Regions from separate parts of the Mus musculus genome. Here regions 1, 2, 4, 5 and 6 are each linked to region 3. The links are chromatin loops, found by intact Hi-C in ENCODE. Cell type or tissue: heart. All regions are shown on one strand. Region 1 overlaps Notch1 (notch 1). Region 2 holds the start of Inpp5e (inositol polyphosphate-5-phosphatase E). Region 3 has its middle 6.7 kb from the start of Gm36171. Region 4 overlaps 0610009E02Rik (RIKEN cDNA 0610009E02 gene). Region 5 holds the start of Notch1 (notch 1). Region 6 has its middle 13 kb from the start of Tmem250-ps.

What was found. Hi-C counts contacts between places; a loop is a spot of excess contacts. Peaks named below come from ENCODE experiments on the same cell type or tissue, not always from the same donor. Only the 100,000 strongest peaks of a DNase experiment are listed, where the experiment ranks them.
Region 1: it touches region 3 in a loop (4-fold over the local background); 4 of 42 quality-filtered maps call a loop at or near these places.
Region 2: it touches region 3 in a loop (4-fold over the local background); 2 of 42 quality-filtered maps call a loop at or near these places.
Region 4: a loop joins it to region 3, with 3 times the contacts of the local background. A loop is called at or near these places in 40 of 42 quality-filtered maps.
Region 5: a loop joins it to region 3, with 2.7 times the contacts of the local background. A loop is called at or near these places in 3 of 42 quality-filtered maps.
Region 6: a loop joins it to region 3, with 4 times the contacts of the local background. A loop is called at or near these places in 12 of 42 quality-filtered maps.

What each region holds. Positions count from the first base shown.
Region 1 is chr2:26,472,825-26,476,824 of GRCm38, reverse strand. Notch1 (notch 1) reads left to right here. Exons shown (of 34, transcript NM_008714.3): 14 at 332-477; 15 at 638-751; 16 at 2,585-2,704; 17 at 2,992-3,144; 18 at 3,813-4,000. Among named protein-coding and RNA genes, the nearest start is that of Mir6996, 4.7 kb to the right of the region's middle. In heart, a CTCF peak has its summit at 1,833; DNase peaks (open chromatin) are centred at 604, 974 and 1,614; H3K4me3 peaks cover 1,053 bases; H3K27ac peaks cover 3,518 bases.
Region 2 is chr2:26,407,490-26,411,489 of GRCm38, reverse strand. It overlaps Inpp5e (inositol polyphosphate-5-phosphatase E), which reads left to right and starts at 2,271. Exons shown (of 10, transcript NM_033134.3): 1 at 2,271-3,723. The coding sequence starts at 2,903. It overlaps Sec16a (SEC16 homolog A, endoplasmic reticulum export factor), which reads left to right. Exons shown (of 30, transcript NM_153125.2): 30 at 537-2,059. The coding sequence ends at 605. In heart, a CTCF peak has its summit at 2,231 (motif pointing right); a DNase peak (open chromatin) is centred at 2,189; H3K4me3 peaks cover 2,114 bases; H3K27ac peaks cover 1,426 bases.
Region 3 is chr2:26,559,873-26,563,872 of GRCm38, reverse strand. No RefSeq gene overlaps it. Among named protein-coding and RNA genes, the nearest start is that of Gm36171, 6.7 kb to the right of the region's middle. In heart, a CTCF peak has its summit at 2,030 (motif pointing right); a DNase peak (open chromatin) is centred at 2,042; H3K27ac peaks cover 1,793 bases; H3K27me3 peaks cover 298 bases.
Region 4 is chr2:26,451,398-26,455,397 of GRCm38, reverse strand. All of the region lies in intron 1 of 0610009E02Rik (RIKEN cDNA 0610009E02 gene), which reads right to left. Among named protein-coding and RNA genes, the nearest start is that of 0610009E02Rik, 7.5 kb to the right of the region's middle. In heart, no CTCF peak of the experiment used is centred here; no DNase peak of the experiment used is centred here; H3K27ac peaks cover 114 bases.
Region 5 is chr2:26,501,589-26,505,588 of GRCm38, reverse strand. Notch1 (notch 1) reads left to right here and starts at 1,767. Exons shown (of 34, transcript NM_008714.3): 1 at 1,767-2,091; 2 at 3,630-3,708. The coding sequence starts at 2,031. Gm35978 (predicted gene, 35978) reads right to left here and starts at 1,662. Exons shown (of 2, transcript NR_132655.1): 1 at 760-1,662; 2 at 242-425. In heart, a CTCF peak has its summit at 1,771; DNase peaks (open chromatin) are centred at 1,128, 1,728, 3,118, 3,698 and 3 weaker places; H3K4me3 peaks cover 3,249 bases; H3K27ac peaks cover 3,435 bases; H3K27me3 peaks cover 1,753 bases.
Region 6 is chr2:26,151,875-26,155,874 of GRCm38, reverse strand. No RefSeq gene overlaps it. Among named protein-coding and RNA genes, the nearest start is that of Tmem250-ps, 13 kb to the right of the region's middle. In heart, CTCF peaks have their summits at 1,697 (motif pointing left) and 2,394 (motif pointing left); no DNase peak of the experiment used is centred here.

The DNA.
Region 1 (4,000 bases), 87 kb after region 3:
GGCTGTATCCTCATTGGCTAGCATCAGCTCAGGATATAGACTCTAAGCACACTGTGGCTGCTGAAACAGTTGTCTGATACTGTGGTGACAGCAGCCCTTTGTCAGTGTGTGGGGGACGAGGAGATTACTAAGGTCTCCGTTAAAACTATTAAAGTTTTATACAGAGGGTCAGCATTGTCAAGGTGGCATTGTTCCAGTCTGGAACCCTTGCACGGTCTTGGGCCAGGTGGGTACCTCCAGCCCAGTGGATGATGTGGCCTTGTCCTCAGACTGGAACTGTAGTTTAGCAGGAGAGCTCTGAGCCCAGGCTACAGCTCAGGCCTCTCCGTAGGTACAAGTGTGACTGTGCCCCTGGGTGGAGTGGAACAAACTGTGACATCAACAACAACGAGTGTGAGTCCAACCCTTGTGTCAACGGTGGCACCTGCAAGGACATGACCAGTGGCTACGTATGCACCTGCCGAGAAGGCTTCAGTGGTAAGTGTGGCGGGTGACACAGCAGAATGGGTCCTCCCTTTGGTCTCTTTCTCGGTCCACCTGATGAGCTAGCATTTCTCAGGCAGAGATCCTAGTTCTCTTGAGGAAAGGCATAGGGCAGAGGCTCTGGCCCACCTCCTCTTGCTCAACTTCCTTACAGGCCCTAATTGCCAGACCAACATCAACGAATGTGCCTCCAACCCCTGCCTGAACCAGGGGACCTGCATTGATGATGTCGCTGGATACAAGTGCAACTGTCCTCTGCCATATACAGGTACGAACAGCCAGGGACTGGAATTGGCTCTGGTGGTAGCTAGTGGAGCTAAGAGTATATGGGCTTACCAGGCACTGAAGAAGGTTCTGTTCCTCGCTGAGGGTCTTAGGTCCTCAGACTGGAACTGTAGTTAAGCAGGAAGGCTCTGAGCCCAGGCTACAGCCCAGGCCTCCTGGGCCTGGGGATAGTCACCAGATGGGCAAACACAGAGGATGCCTAGGAGGAAGCTCCAGGCCGTGTGTCCGGGTGTTTATCTGGTATGTCTGGAGTGAGGTGAGCACTGGACTCCTCCAGAGAAAGTCTGGGAGGCTGACTGGTAGGTACTGCATGGATCAGGGTCCACTTTGCCTGTGCCTCTGGGGGCCCTGGCTGCCCTCCTCTGCTGGCTGGGCCTGGGATTCCTTTGATGGCAGCTTCTTTGTGTGAGGAGACAAGGAGCCCTCTGTTAGATGAACAGAGGCAGCTCCTGCCATGGGCACTGCCTGAGGAATGGCGAGAAATAGACCCCCTGCAGGAGAGATGTGCATTGAACATGAAAGCCGTGACCACATGGCCCCCAACCCTGCAGCTCCAAATACTGCCACAGAGTACTGGTGGCTTCATGCTGCTGCTGCTAGGTTCTGGACATAGCAAGTGGGTCTGTGAAGGTGGAGGCCCTTCCAGTGTTCCTATGATGCCTGGCAGGATGCTGTTTTCTTTGACAAAGTTAAAGGGCCTGGATTTTGTCTCCTGTGTTGGTCAGTGAGGAAACTGTCAGCAGCCAGGCACACCCCATGTTCCTTTTGGTCTTGCTGCTATCGGGGCTAGCGGGAGGAGTCAAGCCGCGCTGACCAGCTTCCTGCTTCCCTTTGCACAATTGTCGGAAACTCTGTCAAAGTTCCTGTCTGCCCAGGTCACCGTGGAAACCGATAGAGAGAGAGGCCCTGGAGAGTCTCACCAGTGGGCTGGGGACATGGTGGGAGACAAGGAAGATAAGGTTTCCTTGCTTAGCTCCTGGAGCCAACCATGGCCATAAACAGGAAAGCTAACTGGGATTGCAAGGAGAGTCACCTGGGTTACTCGTGGCTCCCCCAAGCGGTTATCAGATTTCACTGCCCTAGTGTGAGGCTGCACCCCATGTTCCCCAAGTAGGATATGCTTGGGGTAGCCACAGTAGCTCTGTCTCAGGAGTGAGCCTGCTGTGACCTAAAGCTTCAGAATCAGCTCAAGGATTTTCCTGGAATGGGGAGCAGGCCAGGTTCCTCCAGGCTCAACCACCTGTTATAGTAGGGTCTTGTTTTGAGGTTTTCTGGTTGGGCAAGGCCCAGGCTTCATCGTGGAGCATTTGGGAGATGAGAGATGGCTTCCGGGACTACATAGATGGCTCATGGAGAAAGAGTGCTTGTGGAAACATGAAGCCTGTTTCATGAAAACAGGGTACCTCTAAATGCCCATAACCCCAACATTTGGGAGCAGAGACATCTTGAGAGCTCTCTGGCTGGCCAGCCTAGCTAAGATGGCAAAGCGTCTGATTCAGTGAGACTCTGTCTCAAAGGAATAAGATGCGGGGTTGGTAGAGGACACCTGATATCCGTCTCTCCTTCTGCATACACTCTTACACACCTGCATGCAATATACTATGCTCGTTAAAAAAAAAAAAAAAAAGTGACTTAAGAGAGAAACTTGATTCTGCTTTATCTCTAACCTCCTGTCAGTAATCGTCATTCCTCCCGGGATCAGAGTCTGGCTGGCCAATCATACAGCATCTCCTATACCTACCCCCCGCCCCCCTTTATGGAAGACCCTATGGGCCAGGCTCACTGGGTTCTATCTTCTACAAATCTTTCTTTCTAGGAGCCACGTGTGAGGTGGTGTTGGCCCCATGTGCTACCAGCCCCTGCAAAAACAGCGGGGTATGCAAGGAGTCTGAAGACTATGAGAGTTTTTCCTGTGTCTGTCCCACAGGCTGGCAAGGTGAGGCTTGCCTGGTCCCACCAGGCTGGGACAAGGATGGTGGATGGGAAGTCAGGGGCCCTGGCCAGCCTGTGGGGCAGTCTCGAGAAAGGAGCCCATCAATGCTGAGCTACCTGCTCTGGGAAGCTCTGGGAAGCTCTGGGAGCAGGAGATGGTCCTTCCCATTCCAACTCCATATCCTTCTGTTGCCCAGAGGTCAGGGGAGAAGCACTGGAGATAAACAGACCAGCTAGGACAGAGGCTCAGAGGGTGGGGGCAGGTAACCAAATGAGTTTTTGTCTTCACAGGTCAAACCTGCGAGGTTGACATCAATGAGTGTGTGAAAAGCCCATGTCGCCATGGGGCCTCCTGCCAGAACACCAATGGCAGCTACCGCTGCCTCTGCCAGGCCGGCTATACAGGTCGCAACTGTGAGAGTGACATCGATGACTGCCGCCCCAGTAAGTGGTACCCAGCTCTGTCCATCCTATGTTTCGGTGCCTCTGTTCCTAAGCACACATGACAGGGAGCTGCTGAGAGTCTGAGGTGGAAAATAGCCCTGGTGCCCGGCAGTCATGAAGGACTGTGGATAGCTGTGCCCTCAGCTTAGTCCACTTGCCTGTGCCTTAAAAAGAGACAGGCCAGAGGCTAGACAGGCCAGGAGGAGGCTGTTGAGCATCAGTGTGTGCTTCTCACGGGCTTTGCTGCTAGATTTCCCAGCCCAATTGAGTGATATGGAGCAGAGGCACCAGGCACTTCAAAATGATGGCATGGGGCCTAGTTGTATTCAACCTTGACACTCGGCCCTTGTCAGGACCCATTGAGTTGTGTAGGGCTTTAGAGATGCCCTGCATCCTGAGTCAAAGCTAAAGGCAGAGAGAGATTGAGGGAGGTTCTGCCTGGCACCATCAGTGTGTGTGTAGGGGAATGGGCTTCCCTATGACTGCCTTGGGCCTGAGGGAAAAAGTGTATGCGGAGCAGATTCCAGGCTCAGTGCTGGGATGGGCCCCTGTTGACTACTGTCATCAAGGCTTGCTGTGAGCACTTGCCACCCCATACCACCTTCTCAGCATCAGGTCCCCGAAGCATGGCCAGTGGCCACCTAAGGCTCATCTTTCTGTCCCTCCAGACCCGTGTCACAATGGGGGTTCCTGCACCGATGGCATCAACACAGCCTTCTGCGACTGCCTGCCCGGCTTCCAGGGTGCCTTCTGTGAGGAGGACATCAATGAATGTGCCAGCAATCCCTGCCAAAATGGTGCCAATTGCACTGACTGTGTGGACAGCTACACATGTACCTGCCCCGTGGGCTTCAAT
Region 2 (4,000 bases), 150 kb after region 3:
CCTGTGCTAAGCCCTGTGCAGATGAGGCTGCTGATATCAACATTTTTGTCCATATTTTCAACTCCAAGATCTCATTTTTCTTTTGAGCTTGTGGTTGAATAGTTCTGACAGATTTCTTGGATTAGATCCCAGTAAGGTCTAGTGAGGGAGGAAGAATATATGCAGTGTTCTCTCGTGGCATGCAGCGTCCTTGTGCTTTCAGGAGTAGAAAATTATAGGCCACTGGCCACCCTTGCACTCAGTGAACCCTTAGCTGCCCCCCCCTCCCCCCCCCCCCCCCCCGCTCTGTAGTGCTAACTCAGCTCTTTTGACCTTGACAGAATTGGCAGAACAAAAACAAATCATGTCTGCAGTGCTGTGGGCTAGGAAATGCTGAGCAGCAGGAACTTGGCACATACAGAAGGTCTTGCTTACACTTGAAGCTAACACAGAGTCTGCCCATTTGTTATTGATCTGTGGGGTTATCCTGTAGCTCCATCGCTGGACAGCCTCTGGGCATGGACACATGTAGGTCATTGCTGTTCCTTTTGTTCTAGGCTTCTGTCACCTCGGGAAATTCAAGGCCAGGGAGGATTGGCCAAAGAAAATATGCGGCATTGAACTAGGATTGCTGCTGGATTCTTATTTGGAACCCTGAGATGATTAGATAACTGTTCTTCACCAAGAACCAACTAGCTGCCTCAGGTCTCGTGGATCCCAGATGGACATGGCAGTAACTCAGAGCCGGTCATACTGTGTGTCTCCTTCCTTGCAGCCTATGTATATGAATGATTGAAAAATTGATTTCAAGGTTCCTTTCAAATGCTGGATAGAATGAATCTAATTCAAAGTCTTTTATGTAAAAGAACAATGTTTCTTTTTTAGTCACTTTAGACAAATTAAGGTTTGAGCCACTTGAGAATATCCCCGCAGAGAGGCTAGGCAGGGATTCACTACAGGAGAGCACAGTTACTTGGACACCAAGGCCTTTCTCACCTGAGAAATGGTGCAAACCAACCAGGGATCCTTAGGCTACTGAGAAGGCTGTCTGCTTACCTGGAGAGGACTGACTGCTGGGATGTCTGGCCTAAGAGGAGCCTCAAACTGCACTGGGCAACTGTGCCTTGTCCTGTGAACTGGGGAGTACATGCCAGCTCCTCAAAGGGTCACCAGATGGCAGCGGCTCCCAGGCTGGGGAGGAAGTGGTTACAAGGGCATGTCTCTCCAACATTTCCAGCCTCACTCCATTTTCTGTGGCCTCATTAGTGCTGGGTGCGTTTTTTTTTTGCTCCGAGCTTTCCGTCATGGCTCAGTCACTGGGGAGAGCCCCAGGGAGCTGATATTCTGAAGCTGCTGATCTGATTAACCAGGTCAAAAACTGGCTGTGTGCTGCAACGTACTGCCCTCCTAGCCAGGAGTCTGTATGGAGCCCTCTAGCTGACTCAATGTCACCTGCAGACAGCACTTAAAGCCTTGGTGGTATCTTGGAGTGGCTTACGGTGTCCTAGCGCACACTCTGGAACCTTGCATCTCTACCCCAAAGCCCACCAGGGACCTTCAGCAGCGACTCACTGGCTCACCCATATCACTTCAAGGAGCTGCCACCACATAAGAGTCAAAGCTTTAAGGCTTCACTGACTGTTCCTAAAACTATCCTTACACTCTAAAGAGGAAGGGAAAGAGAGTTAAATATTTAAAAATCAGCAGGTAGAAAACATAAATGGTTTGTTTGGTATTAAATTTAGAAATTGTAGAACATGGAATTAGTACAGCCCTTCCCGGTTTTCTGGTTCCTTGCATCATCTAGGAAAGACTCACAGAATGGCTTCCAGGACGTTCCATAGATGAGTGTACTTGGACCCTCCTGTTCCTGTCATTAAGAAAGGCCTGTCCCTGTGGGTCAGTAGCAACTTGTGTCCTTGCTGGGACCAGGCAGGACCCTTGCCTCTGGTTCAACCCTGCCCAGGCTCTGTGTTGACTGCCAACCACTTTGGATTCAAGAAGCTTCCTCCCTGGGAGCTGCTATTTTTCCAAAATTCACATTGTTAAATAAAATATTTTGGGCTCTCAAGTAACTTAATTTATGGCTTCCTTTGTGTTTTGAGGGGCAGACCAGCGAGATCTTTAGTGTTGGTAGAGCCTTGGGCAGCTATTGGGTGTGACTGCCTGTGCCTGGTCCTGCCGCGGCTTGGCAGGGCGGGAGCTCGTGTCGGGCGTGGCTTCCAGGCACCGGGCTGTGGTCCTCCGGCCGCGAGAGGGCGCTGTGGCGGCGATAGGGTCTTGGGCCGGGCAGTTCTCCGGAAGACTACAGAACGGAACCTGAGCCAGGGTGACCACTAGACTGAGCTGGGGCGAACCCTGGGCGGGGGCGGGGGCCGAGGCACGGGGCCGCAGTCGTTGTTCCAGCTGCCACCGTGACTGGCCTAGGTCCGCCTCCGCCAGCGCTGGGCCCGGCTGAATCAGACCTCGGGCGTCCGGCGGCGGGTCTGCTGCCGAACGGAGGGCGCAGGTGAGCCTAGGACGCTGAGCGCGCTGCCCTACTCTGCCTCGGCGGGGTGGAGGGCTGGCCGGGGGTGCTGGACAGACTTGTGCAGCTCCGTGAAGTGCAGCCCCGACCCCCTGGCGCCTGTTCTCACGAAGTCGCTTTTAAGACTAGCGAGCTGACTTCGGGGAGCCAAGAGATTTTTCTGCGTTTCCTCAGGCATCGGTGAGAACTCTCAAGTCTCCAGCCATGCAGCTACAGGCCCTCCTCCAAAAGGACCGCCCCATGCCACAAAGGGAGCCACTCGAGTTTTCATGGCATCGAGCTGGCGAACTCTGACGTGCATCCTTGACAACAAGAGTTGCTTGTTAACCTCCCAGGGAGGATCCCTTTCCTTAGGAGGGCCAGGCTGAGGGGGTCAGGGCTGGCCAGGTCTGGACTATGCCATCCAAGTCAGCTTGCCTGCGTCACACTGAGGCACCTGGGCAGCTAGAAGGCAGAATGCTCCAGGGACAGCCTCCGAACACGGAAAAGAAGCTCATCCCAACACCAGGCTTCTTACCAGCCTCTGACTCTCAGGGTTCAGAGACAAACCCCATGCCTCCTTTCAGCATTCCAGCAAAAACAAGCAACCAGAACCCACAAACTAAGGCAAATCTCATCACCCCACAGCCACCCATTAGACCCAAGTTGGAGCGAACCCTGTCCCTCGATGACAAGGGCTGGAGAAGGAGGCGTTTCCGGGGTAGTCAGGAGGATCTGACTGTCCAGAATGGGGCCAGTCCCTGCAGGGGCTCCTTGCAAGACTCAGTAGCCCAGTCCCCTGCCTACAGCCGTCCCCTGCCCTGCCTCAGCACATCCTTGCAGGAGATACCTAAGTCCCGAAGGGCCACAGGCAGTGAGGGAGGGAGCCCATCCTTGTGGAGTGACTGTCTTTCTGGAATGATCAGCACCTCCTTGGACCTCCTGCACAGAGATGCTGCCTCAGGTGGGCCCCCCTCCAGGTTGGCAAGTTTGCATGCCTCACACACACCACCAGCTATGGACCTCAGCATAGCCTCCAGCTCCCTGAGAACAGCAAACAAGGTTGACCCCGAGCACACGGACTACAAGCTCCGCATGCAGACCAGACTGGTCAGGGCCCACAGCAACCTGGGCCCTAGCAGACCCCGGAGCCCCTTGGCTGGTGACGATCACTCCATTCACTCAGCCAGATCTTTCAGCCTTCTGGCCCCCATCCGCACCAAGGACATCAGAAGCAGGTAGGGCTTTCAGGGGGGAGGGGGAGGGAGCTCTGGGGCTGTCATCAGAGGCCCTCATCTCATCAGGCCAAGAGCAAACTGAGCCAGGCATGGTGGCTCTTGCTAGTAATCCCAGATCTTAAAAGACTTGAGGTTGGATCATCACAAGTTCAAGGCCAGTCTGGGCTATCGTGAGCCACCATCTACATAAATAGATATAAAAGAACTAGCTACCCAGGGGCTATGTGAATGGATCCGAATAGAGAATGCCTAAGACTTGGAAATGGAAAATAAGACA
Region 3 (4,000 bases):
CAAGGTGCAGGGCCTGCTCTCCAAACTGCTATAGCCAATGAGGGAGCAGGTCTAGCTCTCCTGCTCTCAGGACCCCAGGGTCAGCTCTTTCAGATACTGCAGATGGTGAGAGATGGGGTGGGGGGAGACACCCACACCCACCCTTACTCAAGACTCCTCGTACCAGTGTTTGGTGAAACCAGGTCACCTACACACTTGCCCTCCAGGCCAGCTCTCCTAAACCCCCTCCACCAGAGCCAGAGGTGAAGGGCCTGATCTCCCAACTGTTACAGAGGTGAGGGAGAAGGGCACCTCACCCACTCTCATGACCTCAGGGCTGGTTCTCCTTCCTGCGGAAGGTGGTGAGGGGCTAGGGGTAAGGTTTACTTTTATTTTAAGCTGTATGGGGGTATGTGTCGATGAGTGTAGTTGCTTGAGGGGACCTCAGATCTCCTGGGTCTTCTCCAAGAGTAGTGCACACTCTTAACCAATGAAGCCTCTTTTCAGCCTGACTGTCCTGTGACCACCTTTTTTGGCATACTTTCTTGTAGCCCAGGCTGGTCCCACAGTTGCTCTTCCCACTCGCCTGGCACTGGGACTGCAGTACTGCAATCAAATTTATCATGTGAGTGTGTGTGTGAGTGTGTGTATGTGTGAGTGTGGGTGTATGTGTGTGTATGTGCATGTGAGTGTGTGCATGTGTGTGAGTATGTATTGTGTGTGTGTTCCTGTGTGTGCGCACATGCGCGTGTGTGAGATCATGCTCATATGGAGGTCAGAGGACAACTTCTGGGAGTCAGTTCTAATTTTCCTGAGAACCTGTGGGTCTCAGGGATGGAACAGGATCCTTCCCACTGTGTTAGACATAGATCCTAGATCTTGGTGGCAAGCACCTTTAGCCTGAGCCATCTCACCCTGTCCTCTGCTTGTTTTGGTTTTGGTTTTGTGTTATGTGGCACTGGGAATCAAACCTAGTGCTTCATGCGTGCCAGGCAGGCAGTGTACCAAGTTTGATTATAAATTGAACTTTCGTAGGTGCAGGATTTTTCTGTTGCTTTTCTTCTTGTGTTAGTGACTTTTGTCCTTCGAGGAATTTTTATGTCATCTGAGTTGCCAAATTTTTGATCATCAGGTATTTCAGAACTCTAACACATTATTTTCCCTGTTTCCACTTTCTCTCCCCATCTCATGATGCCCCTGGGCTAACCATGGGCTCTCCTCTCGCCCTTTCCTCCCGAGTGCTGACCCCAAAGTGGCTCCTGACTGAAACACTGCTTTCCTGGTGCTTGTTGAGTGTGAGCCAACGCTCCATCTTTGGAGCCTGACTTTGGTGGAGTATGTCTCTTCCTTGGTTTATTCTGAGAGCTATCTTTTTACAAGTCTGTCCAGATTTAACTGTGTTACATTGACTTGCTTGTTAGTCCATTTTATTTATTTATTTATTTATTTATTTATTTATTTATTTATTTATTTTTTAAAAACTCGTTCATTTCTATATGCATTGGTGTTTTGCCTGCATGTCTGTCTGTATGAGAGGTGCTGGGTCCCTGGAACTGGAGTCACAGGCAGCTGTGAGCTGCCATGCTGGTTCTGGGATGTAAACTCCGGTCCTCCCCTCCCCAGCTCCCTCTTGGTCCATTCTAATCTCAGTTCTATCTACTTGTTTTCTTTCTGCTTTATTGGTATGCAATCTCCTCGTCTGCAGTCCTTGGAGGTGGCAGCCCTGCCATTCCTTCCCCACCGGCCTGGATCGTGGGGAGGAGCAGGTCCCTACCTACCCCTGTTGGCCCTGGCCCTGCTTCTCTGGAGAGGTCCTGAGTCCTCTCCTTCCAACCCTGGGGTGGATGAGGGAAGTGTAGGTTTCCAGGTCAAAAACACAGGCTCTGAGTTCAAACCACAGTGTTTAGAGCAAGGGGCTCCCCAGCTCCTTCCCTTCCTCCGTCCCTGTAAACCCCAAGTGGCCAGAGTTCTTGCCAGCCTGCTCTGAGCACCTCGTATTTATTTCACTTCTGGTCTGGGAGGAATCCCAGATGATGCAGAACCACAAGGTGACCACAAGGGGACAATGTGGCTTTAGAAACGGTCATGGATGTAGCCTGTGTACATAGGTATGTGTGATCCCACTCTTCCAGGTACCCACAGTTTGTCTGGACCCTGTACCTTCCTCAGCTTCTCTCCCACCCTAGACCCAATGGCCATCAATATCCAGGCCTCCGAAAACCCTTCAGTATCCTCATGGCCTACCAAGGGATACCAGCTGCTTGAAGACTAGGAAGGTTTGTGGGGGAGGGGTAAAGACAAGTTTGAGGGGAGGAGAAGGAGGAAGCTCTCCTAAAAGAGGCAAGGAGGGTTCCCCACTCTTAGTCCAGGCCTCCTCTGCAACCTCCCCTCAGATGGGAGCTCCCCATTCTCAGAGACGAGGAACTTGACGGTCCTGACTGGAAGTCAGCACAGGACCACAGGTGGGTCCATACTAGTGCTACTGTGGACTGGAGAGGACTTTGGCAAGGCAGACACAGATGAAGACAAGGCATTTGTGTTGGAGCTCCTGAGGCCAGCAGGAAGCCATGCTTCATCCTCTGGGGCTGATGCTGCTCTCAGTTTCCATTCCCTGACATCCCCTCGTTAGCCCCTCACCGAACACCTCTTGTTCAGCCAGCAAAGCATGAGTGCTGAGTAATAACTCCTTTGGCTTGCAGCAGCTGGGATGCTTGTAGCCCAGTTGAAGGGGCTCTGAGAAGGTAATGGGGCACAAGGATACGCAAGCCTGCCTGCAGGGTGCTCCATTGTGCCAAGGTCGATAGGTTGGAGCATGTCAGCCAATTCCAGCCCCCGCCCCAACAAATCAAAGCAGCAGCATATGGATGGTCAGCAGGCCTTTGTGTGTCCAGAAGAGTGGGCTGGGACATCCCTGTTCTGCCTTACTGCCTCTGCTCAGCTCCATCCCTGGCCCTGGCAACAGACACGTCTGACCCCCAGCAACAGGTAACTGGGTTGTCAGAGAAACCAGGGTACAGGACGGGCAGTGGGTGGGTGCAGTATCCAGTGAGGACCTCAGTCTCCAGGGTCCCTACAAGAGGCAGGTCACACCTGAGCCTGCACACGGAGCTCTGTTAAGTAGAGGCACGGTGCAGTGTCCACCCTCACAGCACTTGAAGGCCCTTTAGGGCTCTGTACTCTGCACTCGGGTACAAAGGCTGGGGAGGGCAGCCTACAGGCTTTGTCCAGAGATCTGTGGTGTCTAGGTTTCAGGATACTAACCTAACTTCAGGGTGTCTGGCTGCAGGCTTCCAGCTGCACACCTGGCATTCACAGTACTGAAAGCAGGTCTATAGCCCTGGGACTGTAGCCTGGGTGGCATGCCTCAGTGTCCCCGAGAGCCTTTAGAAGCCAATGGAGTCTGGCGAGCCCCAATAAGGTACCAAGACAGACTGTGGAGGGAAGGCAAGAACTGTGGGAACAGGGAGAAAGCAGGTGTCTGGTGGCCACAGGCTCCCTCGGGATGGGAAGAGCTGTTATTCACAAGTGAAGTGGAGAGGTGACTTGAAGCTGACCTTGGTTGCTGGGCAAGCAGCCCCAGGTGGCTCAGTTCCTCACTGTCCCCAGCCCTTCTCATCCAGTCTGACCAGCTCTGAGGTTCAGCCCAGACCCTGGGCTTAGACTCACAAAGGACCCTGGGCCTCTCTGTTCTCTGTTACTCCGCTTACCCTCAACCTCTTGCCCTTATATCCTGATGGATCTCTCTGATCTCCGACATTCAACATGCCTAGCCAGACCTAGGTCACATGACCCAACAAACATGCAAAGCACATGAATTATCGTATTAATTAATTAATTAAATTTACACTCCTACTGAAATGTCCCTCTGTCCTCTCCTTTCAGGCCTCCCCACTCCCTCATCTCCTCCTCCTCCCATGGTTATCAAACAGCCCTGGTGTATCAAGTCGCAGTAAGACTAGGAGCATTCTCTCCTAAGAGGTCAGATGAGGTAGCCCAGTAGGGGGAAAGGGTCTCAAAGACA
Region 4 (4,000 bases), 110 kb after region 3:
ATTGCCTGTTCTTGGGTCTCCAGCTTGCCAGGTACAGCTCTGGGGACTTGCCAACCCCACAACCTCTCTTTGTATCTACCCTAGTAAACATTCAGTGGAGTATTTTTCAGCCATTAGAAGGAACAAAGCTCTGAGACCTACTAACATGTGGGTGAGCTGCAGGAGGACACAGGGCTCGTGAAAGACATCTCAAAAATGACCACATGATTTCATCTTTATGAAATGTCCTCAGTAAGTAAAGCCACAAAGACAGAGAACAGAGTGGCCATTCCTGGGTCCAGGGAAATGGGTATGACTGACAATGCCTATACATTTGACTTTGCATGGATAGTCCAGCACTGTGTACGTCTAAGGCAGAAGGCTGCATGGCACTGTGAAGGTCCCAGACCCGTCAATGCTAGAATTCCACAATCTGTGAGTCTACTAAAACTAGCAAAAAAAAAAAAAAAAAAAAAAAAAAAAAAAAAAAAAATCCAAGCAAAATGGGAACTTTCAGAAATTTGTCCCATGGACACAACAAGTTCTCTTTTATTTTGTGACAGGATCTTGCTGGGTATCCCAGGTTGGCCTCAATCTCACCATCCTCCTGCCTCAATCTCCCAAGTGTTGGGATTCTAGGTGTGTACCACGCCACCCACTTAAACCTAGTACTCTTAAGGAGCATCTATCTGCCCCTAAAAGCCACTGGAAATAAATAAAACATGTAAAACAATATTTTTAAAGGGCTAAAGATGTAGCCTAGTAGTAGAGGGTTTGTTTACTCTGTGCAAGGCTCTGGATTTCATCCCCAGGACCAAATAAAGTAATCAATAAATTGGCTTGAGACAACCTTCAATAAATTCCTTGTTCTATGAACCTGAGCTCCTCATTTTGAGTCATGTAAAAAAGTTGGGTATGATCATGTGCTGTAATCCCAGCATCTGTGAGATGGGGAGGTAGAGATCGGTAGAGTCCTACTTAGCTTTTGTCTAATCAGTGAGTCGCAGGTCCCAGTGAGAGACCTTGTCTCAAAAACTAAAAACAAAAAGGCCGAGGACTGGGGAGATGGCTCAGATAGTAAAAATTCCTACTGCACTAGCACAAAGACCTGAGTTTGGAATCTCCAGCATCCACATGCTGTCCTGGAATGACCATACATCTGTAATCCTGTGCTGGGGTGGGGAGGGAGACAAGATCCTGGAGCACCACTTGCCTAGCCAATGATCAATCAAGCACTAGGTCCAGTGAGAGAGACCCTGCCCCAAAAACCAGGATGGAGTCAGGCATTGTGGCACATGTTTAACCCCAACATTCAGGAGACAGAGGCCCAGGGCTAAAATAGTCTCTGTCTCAAAAACAAACTAAAAAACCAAGCTGAGAATGAGAATGATACCTTCTGGCTTCCACATGCCATATATACATATACATGCTCACACGCACAGGCACACACATATGCACAGTGTAAGGACTAAATTGGGCACCCAGCAGCTAGACAGCCCAGAGAGAAAATAGAGTCTTGCAGCCTCAGCCTTCCTTTGTTTAGGGGGGATTACAGGACAGTGGGCCCTGCTGTCTCTCAACAGAAATACTCCAGGACCAAATCCCAAGCAGACAGAGGTATGGAGATGAGCTCTGTGTCATACACACACTGAAGATGGTCATATACAGACATGGGAGCAGAGGCAACTGAGTGGTCTTGGAGCAACTTGCCCTGTGGTACCCGGTCACAGACCTCCAGGACAAGGAAATTCCTGTGAAATCCAACTGGTGTGGGGCTGTTTACACAGCAACCTGGATAGATTGATCCAGTCTCGGGCTGAGGTGATGTCTTGGATGCCGAAATCTCTCAGGGACACAGGCCAGTTCAGTTCCCTAGGTACTGCCTTTCCCCCACAATGAAATGCCATCTGTGCTGGCTAGCTGTAACACATCAACTTGACACACAAACTACAGAGTTATCTGAGAGGAAGAAACCATAATTGAGAAAATGCCACTGTAAGATCTGGCTGTAAGACATTTTCTTAATTAGTGATTGATGGAGGAGGGCCAGCTTATGGTCCTGAGTTCTATAAGAAAGTAGGCTGAGCAAGCCATGGGAAACAAGCCAATAAGCAGCACCCCTCCATGACCTCTGTCTGTATCAGCTTCTGCCTCTAGGATCCTGCCCTGAGTTCCTGTCCTGACTTTCTTCAGTGATGAACAGTGCTGTCAAAGTGTAAGCCTAAGAACTCCTTTCCCCTCCAACTTGTTTTTTGGTCGTTGTTTCATCACAGCAATAAAAACCTTAACTAAGACACCACCACTCCCCAGGGATCTGCCATCTTGTAATGTTTTTGTTTGTTTTCAATTTAGAAGAATAGTTATTATGTATATACTACTAGAGGGCAGTGAGTTAGGCAGTAGTGAGTAAGCAGGGGCACACTACGTCCTCTGGCTGGCTGAACCTTGTGATCCTTCTGCCTCAGCCTCCTGAGTTCTAGGATTGCAGGTATGCCCCACCAGGCTTGACTTTAAGTCCTACTTTTCAACATTCAAGTATGTAAGTAGTTCCAGACAAGTATGGTAAATCCAACACTCTAGAGGCTGAGGCAGGAGGACTGCCATAAGTTCAAGGCCAGCCTGAGTTATATAGCTAACTTCTGTTTCAAAAATAACAAAAGCAGATATAAATAACCCGAGAACAGCCTGGTGGTGGTGTTGCACACCCTTAATCCCAGCACTCAGGAGGCAGGCGGAGGTAAATTTCTTGAGTTCCAGGCCAGCCTGGTCTACAGAGTGAGTTTCAGGACAGCCAGGGCTACAAGGAGAAACCCTGTCTCAAAAAACTGAAACCAAACCAAATAGCAACAAAAACAAACCCAAGAACTAGTTCTCTTCCTGTCCCAAGTGTCCTTCGCTCCACTGTCTGTGTATATCTTCAGTATGAGAGAGAAGGGCTTCCTTAGCCTCCTGGGGTCATTCAGAGAAGCCCATTCCAATAGAAATAAGACGGAAACCACATAGGTCATTCAAAGTACTTCATAACCCTTAAAAAGGTCAAAGGAGCAGGTGAATTTATTTCAATACTACATCTTGGTTCGTCCAATGAAACCACAGTTACCACTTAACTAGCAGTCAACACAAGCGAAGTATGAAAAGGACAGAGTTGACATTCTTTGTATTATTATTTGTATTTATTTGCTTATGTATATGTGTGCTAACACATGCCATACATGTAGAGGTCAGAGGACAAGTGATGAGAGCCAGTCTCTCCCTCTACCATGTGGGTCCTAGGGACTGAACCTGGGTTGTCCTCCTTGGCAGCAGGCACCCTTACCCACTGTGCCAGCTCACCTGCATTATCACCATCTGCACTGGCCATGCTGAAGGTGCTTAGAGGCCACACATGGTCAAAATGTCATCCCAGACAGGCTAATCTCCACCAGCACAGATAAACAACCCATGGAGCCAGATGTAGTACTGGGAGCACTGGGGGGCGAAGGGGAGGACGGTAAAGGCAGGAGGTTCAGGAGTTCTAAGCCAGATCCTGTCTATAAAGATGTAAGCAAAGGAATAAAGAAGGTGAGGGGAGAGACTGCTATGCTGGTGTTGTTTCTTGTCAAAGGAGGCACCAAATGTGGCTCTGCATTGCTTTGTCCAGCACAAAGAGGGACCCAAGGGTATTAGTGCCATAAACCCAGCCAAAGCAGCAGGGTTATGCCTACAATCAAAAGTGATGGAGTGCTGCTGTCCTTCTGAGACTCCGGGAACCAGCCAGCCATGAGTCTTGCAAAGTTTGCTATCAGGGACACTCTATGGGGAGATTTTTACTATGTGACTCCAGACCCCACCCTGTGGAGCTGTGGAGACCCAGGCCAATCCTCAGCTGCATACGAGTTAGGAAACAGGGCTCTTTTACTACAGTATCCTCAAGCCCGACTGAGCTATGTGTACTGTGGATTTCGAAAGGTTTGTGTGGAGCTTCTCCAGAGAATCCCTCCGTTTTGAAGATCAAGGACAGGGATGCTGCTCTCTCCACCTG
Region 5 (4,000 bases), 58 kb after region 3:
CTGTTGTTTCTGTTGGTTGGCTGGTTGTTTTTACCCTCCAAGCCCTTTTCCTGGTAGACACAGGACTAGAAGGACCAATATCTCCTGTCTACTGTGTGAAACAGCTTCACACCCACTTGCCAAGAACTTGAGCCCTGCCCCCCACCCAGGCCATTTTTCTGGCTCAGCTGTCCCAGGGTTCCACAGCTAAGTTCTCCTGCCTGTGTGGTTGGCCTCTACTTATAAAAAGAGCCAACAAGTGTTTGTGTTCAGCTGGTCTGCTGTGCAGCCATACTCATTGCTAGACAAAGACAGTGGAAGAGATACAGACACCCATGGACAGACGGGATGGCAGGTAGGCAGATGTCGCCAGGTCAGCGCAGGTCTCCAGACTCCAGAAGGATAAGGCCTTCTTTGTATCCAAGTCAGGCTGCCTGCTGACAAAGCTGGAATATAGTCGACACATAAGCAGTTAGAGGCCTTCAGGACCCATCTCAGAAGAGGCACTTGCAGTCAGGCGTTCCTTCTATGGAACTGCTCTCTGGAGCTGCAGATCTCTTATATAAATATTTCTGTAGCATTGGGCGCTTTTTCTCTCGGGTACTGACCCCATGCTGCTAACCCCCAGGCTTGAGGCCAGTTTCTGAGAGGAGCAGGAGATGGGGGCTGGACAGCTGTTGGCACTGGCCCTTTAGTGCCTTTCAGGAACAGGTGTGTCAAGGGAGATGGGAGGGTCCTAGGACAATATAATCTGGGGCCCTTATTCCTTGTTGAACTCACCACCGTGTTTTAGGATGGGGAGGTGTTGTTCGTTCCAGATTCCATTGAACTTTAACTGCAAAGGGATAAGGAAGGCATCTTGGACGCCCAGTGCTAAGCAGCTTAGCACAGGATGTCCAAACATCAAGGTGGAGATAAAGCATGAGAGGCTGTGTTGACGCTAGCAGTCATTGTACTGGAACTCTGCACTTTCCCAGGCCACCTAAGTCGGACACAGCCAGGGACCAGTGAGAAGGGTGACCGTGGAACGTCTAGACTCGGGTTCCTGCTGGGAATCGAGAGCGCAATCTGTCCAGCAAGGCACTAGTCCTTGGGGAGTTCCCTTAGGGAGCCCCGAACTCCCTTCTACAGAGGCTGCGGGCGCGACGCCATCATCGTTTAAGGTCAAGCGTTCCGGAAGTCATGGCTAAGAGTGCCTGGCCTCAATCCTCCTGATGCCTATAGCCGAGACCAAACAGCTCCCAGGAGTGGAGCCCTAGGGACAGGACACGCGCAACGCTGCCAGGGCGCCACATTTAAACTCCTGCCCCAGGATTCCCCCCAAACTTGACTTCAGCTGCTCCTGCCCACGGTCCTAGACCTAACTCCAGGATGGAGCTGGTTCCCCGTGCAGCTTTCCTTTCCCACAAGACCCGTACCTCCTCTACTATTGAAATGCAAATTCTGGCCAAATGTCGCAGAGGGCGGCTACACACAAAGCCTGATCCTTCCGCAGCGCCAGCTCAAACTTTTGGTCTCTGTAAACTTTCGAACAAGAAGTAGTTCCTAGATGCCCATTCCATACACCCCTCCATTCCTCCTTGTCTTGCGAACCATAAGATCCTTAGATCCTGGCTCGGGACGCGCTCCCTAGCCCGGACAGGCGCAGAACCCACCAAAGCGCTGGGAGGGACAGGGTCCACAAGGGGGTAAGGGTTCGCAGGAACCAGGGGCGGAGCCCGCTGGGATGGGGCGGGGCAGGGGCGGGCCCCCATAGGGGCGGAGCGCCCGCCCGCTCAGAGCCTCACTAGTGCCTCTGCCGCGGGAGGGAGCGCAGGGGCGTGGGGCGCAGGGCGCGGGCGCTGGGCGCGGGTGCGAGCGCAGTGAAGGAACGAGCCCGGGTGCCTTGTAGGGCCCAGCGCCGCTGAGAGCCCAGCGCCGCCCACCCGCCAGGAAAGAGGGCATCAGAGGGTGGACGCCTGCGGGACCGCCGGTGGTGTGCGTCAACGTCCGATCCCCGCCGGCCACCCCAAGAGGCCGCCGCCCGGGCTGCGGGCAGCTGGCGAGCAGGCATGCCACGGCTCCTGACGCCCTTGCTCTGCCTAACGCTGCTGCCCGCGCTCGCCGCAAGAGGTAGGCTCCCGCGAGCCCGCAACTTCGGGCGCCTTTCAGAAACTTCTGTTGCGCCCTGCGCACGCTTTGGGTAGATAGGAGTAAGGGACCAGCTGCCAGAGTTGAGAGCCAGAGCGGGTGGACGGGACCGTGGGACCTGGTGTCCTGGCGTGTGAGGAGGACCCTTCTCTTTCCAGGGGTACCCACTTTTCTCATAGCGCCCAAAGACGCTGGAAGTGTGGTATGGGGCCCCGGAGGCCCAACCCTGGCTCGCACTTGGGTAGACGCTCCTGGGGCTCGCCGCGGGGGCGGACATGCTGCTTGCGCCTCTACTTTTCGATTTGAATCGAATCGGTTTTGGTTTCCTGTTGCTTCTTGGGACCATTTATTTTCATTCTTCTTTGCCTCCGGCCCGTGCTAGGGCGGATGTTGGGGTGCAGTGTGAGGTCAGGGGCGCTATACTCTCGTTGCTTACTTAGAGCGGGGCAGAGACGATGTGCCCTGGACTCCTAGTATGGGGTTTTGGGATCGCTGTCCCCTAGCCGGAATCAAACTTTCGAAGAGGGGCGATGTGCAGGCGGCTTGCTGCCTAGGGTGGGCGTGGGACTGACTCATTTCGGAAGTTTGAAAATCCTGTGCTGATTGGAACGGGAGCCGGAGAGGGGAGCCCTTATTTCCCTTCCGGCTTCACAGAACGGGGTACTCCTGTTGTAGTAACCAACTGCACTCTTCTCCCAGTAATCGAAGGAGAGAACTGCCTGCCCTTTCCTTAAAAGTGGGGTTTTATGTGACGCTCGAGCTCAGCCCTACATCGAGGCTTAATTTTTAGAGCTCTTTAAGATGGCGTGGGAGGGGCTTGATTAATAATAGCCCCTTCCCGAGAACGGGGTGGAATTCCTTCTAAGTGGGGTTTCTAAGACCCCCTCCCTGGGTGCGGCGGGGGCTGCCCCTGGAGATGCCTGCGAACAGGTATTGGGTGTCGGAGTAGGCGGGGCAGGTCTCCGGGTGCGGCCCCGCTGCCCCAGGAGGCGGCCCTGGCGCGACAATGGGCCGCTCTGATTCCCGGGCCGGCGCTTTGTTGGAGGGCGGGGTGGCGGGCTCCGCAGCTGTCGCTTTTTCCCACGATCCGGGGAGCTGAGTGTGGCCACCCCCTCCCTCCTGCGGTCCCCTCGTATCTTGTGTTTGAACTGAGGCAAGGGTGGAGGCTTGTCGGGGGGCTTTGCTGGGCACCTTAATCCCCTCCCACTTTGGCTGTGTGGTTAGAAGTTTGGGAGAATTTGCTAAGTCTTTCTGTTGCCGTCCACTTCGCCTCACTATGAGTGGGGCGGTACACCTGCCACCTAGCCAGCCTATCCTTTCCCCACTAGTTTTTGACTACAATACTGTGAGCAGAACATTGATTCGTAAGCCGCCCCCCCCACCGCGTCCCGCACCCCCTCAGGACTGCCAATAACTCTAGTGCATAGGCACCATGGCTTTAATCTCCGTCCACCATCAGGACTATAAGGAGTTAGGTGCCCAGAACCAAGCCTGACCTCTCTCTTCTGACCTTCCCCCAGGCTTGAGATGCTCCCAGCCAAGTGGGACCTGCCTGAATGGAGGGAGGTGCGAAGTGGCCAACGGCACTGAAGCCTGTGTGTGAGTACCGCCCCTGAGGGGACCTGTTGCTTTTGTCAGAGCAGAGCCCCTGCCTTCTGGGGACAGAACACTGGGCTATTGTCTTCGGAAGACAGCCCCGAGGCTGAGTGCAGTCACGTGCTGACTTTTATTGGACAAAGTCTGGCAATTACTTAATCACCAGCAATTATGCCGCGTGTGGAGCTACTCTGGCCCCTGGAGGTTGGCACACTCCTTCGTGGGCCCTCAGGCTCCTGGGAATTCTTGGTGCCCTAGTTCTTATTTAAAATGCTTGAGAAACAGTTGTTTTGGA
Region 6 (4,000 bases), 410 kb after region 3:
GACAGGACATGGCTAAGTCATAGATGCTCTGCTCTTGGCTTGCCTGTACTCACGGGTGTAAGTCCCTTACTTCCTGCTCTGTGTCTTTCTGTAAGAACAGTGTGGGCCCCTCCCCAACCTGGCTGGAAAGAATGCAACTTAAAGAAGCAGGAAACTCTCTGAGTCCGAGGCCAGTCTGGACTACAGAGCTAGTTCCAGGTCATCCAGGGCTACACAGAGAAACCCTGCCTCAAAATAAAATAAACCTGGAGCAAAGGCCACAAGAGATGAGTAGCAGGCCCAGAGTTTATGGTTGTGCAATGCTCTTGGAGCCCTGTGATTGACATATATCACACACCCCTGTCAAACCCACAAACCCTCAGACTGTACAACATCAAGAGGACCTTTGTGGCGCTGTGAACTTTGGGAAAGGATGAGGTAATCCTAAAACTGCTCCAACAGGTAAACCCCTCTGTAATTTAAAGATACAGTCTGTTTTTCATTATTATGTTTTTTTTTTTCTTCAAAGAGACAGGGTCCCTTGTAGCCCAGGCTTGCTTTGAACTCAATATGTAGGTGAGGATAGCCTCGAACTCCTGACTCTTCTGCCTCAACCTCTGGAGTGCTATGGGATTATAACCATGTGCCACCACACCCAGTTTACGCATCATTGGAGTTGAACCTGGGGCTTCATGGATGCTAAGCCAGCTCTCTACCAACTGGACCTCAGCCTCACTCCAACTCTTTCATTGGCCCACCATGTCCTTGTAAGAGGCTATTCAGATTGTTCAGACCTAACGGAACTTCTCAGAACCCTAGGAGCACCTGGGGTGCCAAGACCTTCTCTATGCTGAAGACCTATCTGACCAACAGATGTTTGCTGAGATGCAGCTGGTGACAGAAGTGCATAGGAGTATGAGCACCTTGGTCCACGCTGCAGCCAACACTCCAGGTGAGAACAAGCCCAGCCAGTCACAGGATTGTGGAGTTGATTTCCACGTCTGCCTGTGACAATTGCACCAACAGTGGCTAGGAGCCAGGAGGTCTCCTTGCACACGTGCTGGGCCACTGAGAATGTAGCAGTTCTCTTATCTACCAACACAGGCTTTACCACTAACAGTTGCTCCTGGCCCTCTGTGCCCAGCAGCCTGTGTGAACCAGCCACACTCACCTCATTGGACAGATGGTCTAACACTTGTGTCCTCTGTGTCCACCGAGATGGAGAACACCGTGAGCATCCTGGAGGAACCTGGCCCTGCCTTGTTTCCACCACAGATAACTGAGTGTAAGCCCTGCACTCCAGCCACCAGCTTCTCCACATGTGTGTCCTCCATCTCCTCATCTGGGAAAGGTATGTGTGTCTGTGTGTGTGTGTCGGTGTGTGTGTGTCTATGTCTATGTGTGTGTGTGTCTGTGTGTGTGTCTGTGTGTGTCTGTGTCTATGTGTCTGTGTGCGTGCATGCGCATGTATGCCAGGAGATGAACCTTAGGAGCCTGGGAGTGATCTTTGCAGGTGTGCAAGAAAGCCTGTAGCCATCCACAGGATAGCTCCTCCTTTCATAATAAAGCAGTGTGGGCTACTCCCCTGCACAACTGGGGTGCTGCACAGAGGAGCTGTCACCTGCTTTGTCACTACCACTCCCATTCCTCCACTGCACCTCTCTTTACAGGGCGAAAAGTGGAAAGAAAGCACAAGACTGCCCCCTAGTGTTCTTATCAGAAAACTGCTCCAGTCTCCTTTAGCTCTTCCAAAAGTAGCAAGCTCAGACTGAGCTCTTGAGGTGTGAGACCCTCTCACTGGGGTCTCCGGGAAGCAGGCCCTCTAGAGGTCAGATGGGGACCCAACCCACTGAGTCAGAGCACTCAGGAGCTGTGGGGACCTGCAGCGTGGTGTCGCTCAGTACTCCCACACCCCTGCCTTCTAACTGACTCCACCCTAGTCATCTGTGACAGGGGTATAAGCCCTGTTAGGCTTGGTGTTCACCATCACCCCCCATCCAAAAATTCCCCTGGGTGCTCCAAGGAAGCCCGGACTTCTGTAGTCAGAACCCACCATCTTGCTGAGGTCCCCAAGTCAGGGTCCAGCATGGATGCTACTCACTGAAGGCCCCATATTCCATCTTTCTAGATTGGAAGTAAACTGAAGCACAAAGAACTAGGTGATCCGAGTGAACTGAGGTACTCAGAGGTGAGCCAAGGTGAAATGAGGTAAATGGAAATAAACTGGGGTGACATGAAGCAATATGCTGGGATGTTCAGTGACCCTAGGTGAGAGGAACAGTGCTGAAGTGCATGAGCTGGCCGTATAGCAGTTCAGAGACAACTATGGATAGAGCTGAGATCTCCACCAGCCCCATGCCAGCAGAGACTGACGCCTTAGGCTAACCCCAGCTCAGACCAGATGCGCCTCCTGGTGGCTGAGCCTGGACCTCTGGCCAGCCCTTAGGGCAAGTCCCCAAGTGGTCCTCCTAGGCCCTCTGGCAGGCCAAGAACTCCCATGCTGACCGCAGGCTCTTTTCTTAGAATACAACTCAGAACCTTGCTAGAAGGCAGAACTATTTACAGTTGGCTGAGAGAGACAGAAGGGAGTGGCTGAAATCTCAGGTGATGTTCAATAGGTAGACCTGGATTCCCCTCCACTTCAGGTAAAACCCAACTTTGAGGCACCAAGAGGCACCAAGAACAGGTTGAAAGATCTGCCTCAAAAAAAAAAAAAAAAAAAAAAAGAATAAGAAAAAAAGAAAAGAAAAGAAAAAGGAAGGAAGATCTGTCTCAGGATACAGCCTCCCACCCTGGACCCCCTTCTAGAGATCCTCGGTAATATGAAAAGGGGCCAGGGCTACACAGAGAAACCCTGTCTCAAAAAAAAAAAACAAAAAAAAACAAAAACAAAAAGAAAATGAAAAGAAAATCAAAGAGGAAACAAACGTCCTGCTTCCTCTTCTCTTTCCTCTTCTTCTCCCCTCCCCTCCCCTCCTCCTCTTTCCTCCTCCTCCCCTTCCTCCTCCTCCTCTTTCCTCTTCTTCTTCTTCTTCTTCTTCTTCTTCTTCTTCTTCTTCTTCTTCTTCTTCTTCTTCTTCTTCTTCTCTTCTTCTTCTTCTTCTTCTTCTTCTTCTTCTTCTTCTTCCCTCCCTCCCTCCCTCCCTCCCTCCCTCCCTCCCTCCCTCCCTCCCTCCCTCCCTCCCTCCCTCCCTCCCTCCTTCCCTCTTCCCTCTTCCCCTCTTGTTTGGTTTACTTTTGAGGCAGGTTTTCTCTGCATAGCCCTGGAACTCACTCTGTAGACCAGACTCAAACTCAGAGATCTGCCTGCCTCTGTCTCCCAAGTGCCACCACCACCAGTAATTCACTGTGCTATCTCACTGCACCCAGGACCATCAGTCCATGGATGGCCTCATCCACAACACAGGGGGCCCTCCCACATCAATTATCAACCAAGAAAACGTCCTTTAGAACAACCCCACAGAAGCATTTTTCTAATTCATATTCTTTCTTTCCACCACAGATAGTGATGCCATGGCCCATGCTGTAGCCAGACTTCCTTGATCTGTGCTGCTGCTGACTACACAGGGCAGGGGGCTTCTTCTGCCAGGGTGTGGATGACTGCAGACTTATAGTTAAGAATGAGAGATGCCAGGCAGTGGTGGCGCATGCCTTTAATCCCAGCACTTGGGAGGCAGAAGCAGGCAGATTTCTGAGTTCGAGGCCAGCCTGGTCTACAGAGTGAGTTCCAGGACAGCCAGGGCTACACAGAGAAACCCTTTTTCAAAAAAAAAAAATTAGAATGAACGATCAGAAGGTTTCTGTGACAACTTCTTTCCCCAACTCCCTCCCAAAAGAAACAGTGTAAACAGGAAGCGAGAACTCTTAAAAATTATAACAATGCTGTAGTGTAGCTCCTCACAGTTGGCTTCTGGCAAGGGTAGGGAAGGGAAGGACTCAGTTATCTTTAAGGGGCTGGCCACTGGGAGTTTGACCCTGCTCCGGTGAGTATTTGAGCGTCACAAATTAGAGTTGTGTTTCT